Linked DNA regions of Homo sapiens: region 2 is linked to region 1. The links are chromatin contacts, found by Hi-C or POLR2A ChIA-PET in ENCODE. All regions are on one chromosome and are shown on one strand. The core of a region is the stretch at or near the end of the contact, and the rest is flanking DNA. Distances in the headings are between cores, read along the strand shown. Region 1 holds the start of SLC67A1-AS (SLC67A1 antisense RNA). Region 2 holds the start of OSBPL5 (oxysterol binding protein like 5).

Region 1 (2,500 bases), core at 1-2,500:
CCTCTCCTGCTTCCTTCCAGCCCTGCTCCAAGGTTGCCTTCTCTATGAGGAAGACCTCGCCCCCTTCCCACTGCAGCCCCTGTGCGTGTGGACCCCCAGCTCCGAGGGAGTGGGCTGTTGAGGATTTTTACACTCTGCAATATTTCAGGTTCTGACATCAGGGTCAGCTCCTGGGCACTCAGCACGGAGTTACTCCCCATGAGAGTCGATGGGTGGCTGAAGCCACTCCACCTGTGCTCTGTGCCCAGCTGTGGGAAGGGTTCTGACTTCTCATTCACTCTTCCCCGCACCAATCCTACAGGGAGGGACTGTTATTACCCATTTTATGATGAGAAAAGCAAGGCTCCTGCCCAGCCTTCCCCACGGGTAGGGAGGAGATTCAGGGCTTGGCCCCAGCCATTTAGCAGGAGTGGGCGGGGCGCCTGAGGCACGGCGGGGAGGGATCCTTAGGCTCACCCTCGGGCTGGGAGCCTCTGCCAGGCCCGGAATGGTGCCAAAGGCCCATCCCCACTCCCGCCTAGATGCCCAGGTCCAGGCTCTGAGGGCTGAGAGGAGGAGGGCAGCTGTCTGAGCCCACGCACGCCGGGCTTCCCAGAAGCAAACACAGGAAGGGCCGAGGTTGGCCCTGACTCTGCCTGAGCTTCTTGGTGATGTGAGACTTTGTTCCCAAGCCTCTCCAGACTTGGTGAATATAATTTAATCATTACTATTACAGCTTCCAGAGCCACACACTGTGGTATAGACTACTGAATGATACACTAAACTAACATGAATTTGCCAATGAAATGTTTCCGCATTTGGCAACAGAGATAATAAAATAAGACAGCATTCTATCTCTTGCAAGAAAAAGCTTGAGATCAATTTGCCGCCACAGATCATTTAGTGGACAACAAGGACCCAAGAAGATGGAGGGGAGAGATAGAAGCTGCGGGCAGGTGCAAGGAGAGCCTCTCTGAGGGGTGATCCGCCCAGAGCCACACCGGATTGAACAGCCCTTGGGGCAGGGACTCCAGAGGGCAAAGGCTGCCGGGTGAGAGGCAGGAGGAACAGCGCTAGGAAGGTTTGAGGAGGTGCTGCCCCCAGGAGGGAAGTGGGGTGGCTCCCCATGGCTTCTCCCGGGGCTGGCACTGAAGCTGGAGCACAGGATGTGCTGACGGGGGTCCAGAGGCAGAGTCCTTAACTTACTCAGCTTAAGCGTGGCATGAGTCCCAACTGGGAGGGGCCCTGGCAGCATGAAACCCCCACCCCCACTCTCTGCGACGGCCCAGATGGAGGGCAGGAGGAACAGCGGTTCAGCCCTGGCTGGGGCTGCAGGGGCTGGGGTGTGTTACTCACTGGCACGATGGAGAACTGCATGAAGAGGCAGGTAAGTTCTGTGGCGGCCAGCACGTAGGTAAGCAAGATGACCGAGGACCGGCCTAGAGCGCTCATCCTGCCGGGGGACCGGCCCTGGTCCCTGGGAGCCCGAGCTCCCTGCATCCTGGACAGGCGCAGCAGGGAGACCCAGGAGAGATCCAAGCAGGAGGCTGGCGGAGCAGGGGGCAAAAGTCCAGTTGATCCGGGCAGGGGTGCTGAGTCACTGGGTCCCAGGCAGCACCCGCCTGGCCTTGCCTGCAAGAGAGGACAGCACTGCAGGACCCCCTCCCCAGTGGAGCTCTCCTGCTACCTGGACCTTAGAGGACACATCAGGGGGTCCCCCTCCTCCACTTTTGACAGCTCTGGTCTCCAGGCACACAGCCTCCCGGGGAGGGGAGACAGGGACAAGCTGCTCCCCCCGACCCCTGCAGGTGGGCCAGGCTCAGTGCCTGGTTGCCTGACACAGGAATGTGCCATGCCCCACTTTTAGAGGGAGGCAGAGGCTCGGAGTGGTGGCTGAGTCCACCTCAAATCATCAGCGCCTTCTGTGGCCAGAGGGCTGATGTGGGTCCCTGTGCCTGGAGGCCCTCCGTAGGCCCACAGTGGCCCTGTCCCCAACACAGTGCAGCTCTCAGGGAAGGTCTACCTTCCCCTGTGGCCAGCAGCCAGAGCTCCAAGGGGCTTCTGGAATGGTCTTGCGTAGGGGAGACATAGCTCAGCCTTCCAGGCTCCCCAGTAGCTCTGCCTTACCTCCCACAGCGGAGTGCTGTCTGTCCCCACCCTTCCCCGCCCGGCCTCCAACTGGTGGGAACTGGATTTTGCGGCTGCAGAGGACTTCCCCAAATTTTGCCACATTAACAGCTGACTGCACATCTGAGCCCCGAGGTACCGAACCCAGGCTGGTGGGGTAGGGCGGGGAGACCCCTGAGGGTCCGGGAGCTGCGCCTGGCGCCCTCCCCCATCCCGGGATGCAGGGAGGCTGGGGGGAGCAGGGCAGCCGCAGCAGGCACGTCAGGGGCACCTCATTGGGCAGAGGTGCGACGCTGCGCCGGAGTTCGGGGTTCGGGGCTCAGAGGCCGCCCTCTCCGGAGTGTGCTCGAGTACCTGCCTTTGCAGGGGCGGGCTTGGGCACGGGTGCCGGTGG
Region 2 (4,249 bases), core at 439-2,938, 260 kb before region 1:
TGCCTCTTTGACTTTTGACCTCTGCCCTCAGCAGTGTCATTTCATGAAACCCAGGCCCTGGACAGCCAGCATCAAGCAACTGGCAACCTTCCCTACTGCCGCCCCTGAGACCTCCGCCCTAGGGATAGGGGCTTTGTTTTCTTCCCTAATTCCCTTTGGATTGGCTCCAGCAACCAGCAAGTTACCAGGCAGCAGCACCTCAGCTTTGGGCGGAGTCTTCAAAGAGCAGACCCAGCAGTTGTATGTGGATCCCAGCTGCACAGACCCTCTCCTGCAGAGGCAGAGGCCGCCTGCCACAGGCCACGCGGAGCAGGGTCCCACCATGGCCCTGAGCATCTTGACTGAGCAGTTCTGCATCCCAAGGCCTCACAAGGTGACTATGGAATGGCAATGCTAGCCCTGGGGGTAAGCTTAGGGCAAGTCCGATCAGCCCACTCGCCTCCGTAAGCCGTGGGTTCCTGTGATCCGCACACAAGCGGCTGGTGCTGCTATCCCCAGGAGGATACCCACCAACTTGTCTAACGGGGTGGGCAAGGCCAGGGCTGAGACGGGAAGGGGTCTGGCTTGTTGTGGGCAGAGCACCTGCATGCTGTGCCGTTCCCCCTTCAGGTGCTGGAAGGAGCCTTCCTGGGCCGCTCGCCCTCCGCAGCCCTGCTGGGAGGTCTTGCAGACGCCCATGATAGCCAGGCTTGCGGCCTCCCGAATGCAACTGCAGCGTGAAACCGTAGAAACACACGTGTCAGTGGCAGTTCTGCCTGGGGAGGAGCCCAGGGCTCTCTGCGGAGGGTCAGTTCTGTCCCTGTTAAGGTTCTGTGTGGAAAAGACTCCACGCCCTCTTGGGGTCTACCTACATCTGGGGATGCCCGAGCCCAGCTCCCAGTTTTTCTGGTCATTTGGGGACATACCATAGGAAGGACCTGCAGTGCACCTCAGGCTTGGACACTAGGGATGCAAACGCCCTGGGGCCAGCCCTGGGCCCACACCCAATTTAGGGTCTACAGGCAGGGAGCCAGGGGCCAGGGGAGGACTTCTCAGCTCCCAAGGGGATGCTGTTTAGGGGAATTAGAATGTCTTTTATATACAAGAGAACTGAGGGGTCTAAAAAGGTCTCTGGGGGGTAGAAGAAGGTGAGGAGAAAACACAGGAAGAAATGCACATGAGGGGAGGTTCTTGTCAAAAGGGTCCTGAGAAAGACGTACAGTTAGAGTGTGACTGAGGGTCCTTCTTAGCACATAAGGGGCAGGGACAACGGGCTCAGATGTCTGGGGCTCCTCTTGTGTTCTGATGGCTCCTGAGACGGGGAGAAACGGCGACAGTTTCCTGGGTTCAGGAAGGGAGAGGAGGCGCCTCGCACCCTGGCTAGGGTGGGCTGGGGGCCTGCACCCCTAAGTTGGAGAACCCCACGAAGCTGACCCCACTCACCGCTGCCCACCCCGCCAAGCCTCCTGGCCATTTTCAGCGGAGTGTCCCGACCTCTGGCCGCCCGGGTGGGTGTGAGCCCCGGAGCGCGCGCGGGGGGTTGGGGGATGAGGAGAAGCGGCAGCCGGTGGGGGGCAGCCCCTGGGCGCCCGCTCCGCGCGGCGATTCGGCCCGGGTTTTGCGGCCGCCGCGCCTCCTCCTCCCGCCTCCGGGCTCCCTGGGCCTCCTCCCTCCGCCGCGCCCTCGCTCCGCCTCGCGCGGGGGGACCATCTGCTGGCATTTCCTGCAGCCAGGCCCGCGCCGCCAGTGGAGCCCCCGCGCGCCCGGCCGGCCCGGAGCACCGAGCTCGCGGCACGGTAGGAGGTAGGAGCGCGGCGGCCCGGGGGGCGGCAGGGCGGCGGGGGGATGGCGGGCTGGGAAGGATCCGGAGGGCCCCGCCGGGCAGGGCCGGAGCGAACCGAGGGCCGCGGGGGGCCGGCCGAAGGGATCCAGGAGCTCGCGCCGCAGCCCCGCGGACCCTGGCAGTAGCCAGTGCGGGGAACCACGCCGCGGGGCCGGTCGCGCGCTGGGGAGCTGGGGAGCGCGGGAGCCTGGGGGCGCCCCGGGCCAGGACGGGTCGGCGCCTGGCGGGTTGGGGCGGGTGGGGCCCGCGAGTGGGAAGCGGCGCGCCCAGCTCGGCTCCCCACTTGGTGGGGCTTAAAGGAGCCGGGACCGCCAGGGAAGGTGGCTGGGTCTGACCACCACAAACCCTGGCCAATCAGGGGGTCTGTCCCCCCAGCTCGGCCGACGCGGGCTCCAAGGAGCCAGGTCTTGATGGGTCTGCAGGGGGTCTGGGATCTGAGTCTGGCGTCCCAGCTGCGGGCTTGGGAGGACTGCTGTGTCTGAGTCCGCAGAGTCAGGGGGCTGCCTGGATTACAGGCTAGGGAAGGACCTTGCCCACAGCCCCCATCTCTGGGGCACTGACCCCCTGAAGATGTGGAGCCTTAGGGATTGTTGAGGTGCCTGAGTCCTCAAGAGGGTCTTGTGCACTTGAAGATTCCTCCCGGGGAGCGGGGTGCAGGAGGGTGGGGCAGGCAGGAAGGAGGCTGGAGTCTGCAGCCCCCCGGGCAACAGGCCCGTCCTGGGCTTCCCAGGCACCGCCCCCAACCCCCACCCAGACCGCTGGGCTGCCTCCTGTCAGAAGCCAACTGGAGTTAGGGTTTGGGGTGACTCCTGGGGGTATGGAGGGGTCACAGGGTGGGCTTACCTGCCCCTCCCTCGTCCCTGGGCTGAGCCCAGCCCCTCCCTCATCCTTGGGCTGAGCGGGTCTGCCCCGCCGAAGCGGCTGGGTGGATTTCCTCTCTTGCCGTTTCGCAACTTGCTCCCCTCTGTGTGTCTGCCCCAGTCTCTTCAAGGTGCCTTTTACAGGAAGACTTCTGTAAGGGTCCCACCCCACCTGATACAGCCTCCCAAAGCCTGGAGAAGTGGGCCAGCCTTTGGGATCCTAGATAGATGCTCTTGGGTCTGCCTGCACCAGGGCTGATCCAGATCCCAGACTGAACAGAAACTCTGCTCCCCAACCCCAGGAGTAAGGCCCCTCTGCACGTTTTTATCCCACCTCCTTGGTACACAGGGCCTTGCTGTTCCTTGAACCTGCCAGGTGAGTGGGGGCTTTGCAGGCATCGGGCAGGTTTGTGGCAACCTGGGGTGGCATCATGTGCCCAGCTGCTCCCTTCTGGTCTCAGGCTCCAGAACTGCAGATCCTATTGTCTGCCTGCACGCGTGTGGGGCTGGCCTGGGGTGCCAGGAGGCAGGCACCGCGTGTGTCTGTCTTGCCAGGCTGTGTTTAAGAAAGGTGACACAGCAGATAGGCCGGATGAGGAGCCTCTGACCTGCAGTCCTGGGCCTGGTCTCAGAGAGGCTGCCCTGCAGATGTCGAACCCCGGGCAGCCATCCTGCATGTCCAGTGGAGGCTCCTTTCTGGGTCCAGATTGGGCCATGAATAGGCCATGTTCTTCAAAGGACTGCTTTCAGCTCTTTACAGAATACCAACGCAAGACCGCCCCCCCCACCCAACCCCTACCCAGGATTGTATTTACTATGCTGAGAATGCCTGGTATCAGTTTCTCTCCTGAGATCCTGGCCTCACTCTGAGCGCTGATAGTAATCTGACATGTAACGCTTGGGGGAGGGAGAAACACTCTGTGACAAGCCGGCGGGTGGAAGGGCTGTGTGTGTCTCTGCCAGCTGTGTTTTGGGGACTGGTGCTCTCTGCTGATTCTGTGGTTAAGCCTGCACACGTTTGCACACATACAGGCACAGTGTGCAGGTGGAAAACTTACCCAAGATGACAGAAGGTGCCCCCCGCCCCCATTCCCATTTATTGTTCAAGGGACAGGTGAATCTGAGCCTGTGACCGCAGCTGAGAAATGTTGTGGACCCAGCTCAGGGTTCTCCCGGAGAGGCCTGGGGAGCTGGAAGCTCTGACCTCCGGGACAGGGGGTTGTAGAGGGGCCGAGGCCCAGGGTTGCACAGTGCCAAAAGGATCCCGGTCATTTTGACAGGAAGGGAGCTGTCGGGGAGGGAGCCGTTAGGTGCAGCTCCCCTTGTGGAGTCCAAGGGCCAGGTGGGTAGAAGTGCCCACCACTTGCAGGGTTGGCAGGGGAGCCCAGGGAGTGCACCAGTGTGCTGGGGGGTAGATGTTGGGGGGTACAAGTGAGGGCCACTGGCCTCCCGACAGGGACAGGCATGCTGCCCTGGATGTCCTCATGCTGCTTGTGACCGGCACAAAGGAAAAGAATATTGTTCTCGATGCCAGCTTTGCTTGATGACTTACCGAGCCTGCAGCTTG

What was found. A loop is a pair of places that touch in the nucleus more often than their neighbours do. ChIA-PET counts read pairs that join two places held with the same protein, here RNA polymerase II (POLR2A).
Region 2: a map of sigmoid colon shows a loop between it and region 1 (2.9-fold over the local background). The contact joins the promoter of OSBPL5 here to the promoter of SLC67A1-AS in region 1. A Hi-C loop is called at or near these places in 1 of 168 maps with a recorded cell type or tissue (sigmoid colon). POLR2A ChIA-PET finds 5 or more read pairs at or near these places in 1 of 52 experiments (CD4-positive, alpha-beta T cell).

Annotation. Positions count from the first base shown.
Region 1 is chr11:2,902,325-2,904,824 of GRCh38, reverse strand. It overlaps SLC67A1-AS (SLC67A1 antisense RNA), which reads left to right and starts at 1,250. Exons shown (of 3, transcript NR_169305.1): 1 at 1,250-1,366; 2 at 2,116-2,241. SLC67A1 (solute carrier family 67 member 1) reads right to left here. Exons shown (of 11, transcript NM_002555.6): 1 at 2,461-2,500; 2 at 1,336-1,611. The coding sequence starts at 1,479. RefSeq lists an enhancer at 859-1,360 and a silencer at 2,286-2,415.
Region 2 is chr11:3,162,749-3,166,997 of GRCh38, reverse strand. It overlaps OSBPL5 (oxysterol binding protein like 5), which reads left to right and starts at 1,688. Exons shown (of 22, transcript NM_020896.4): 1 at 1,688-1,782. RefSeq lists enhancers at 494-1,206, 2,950-3,643.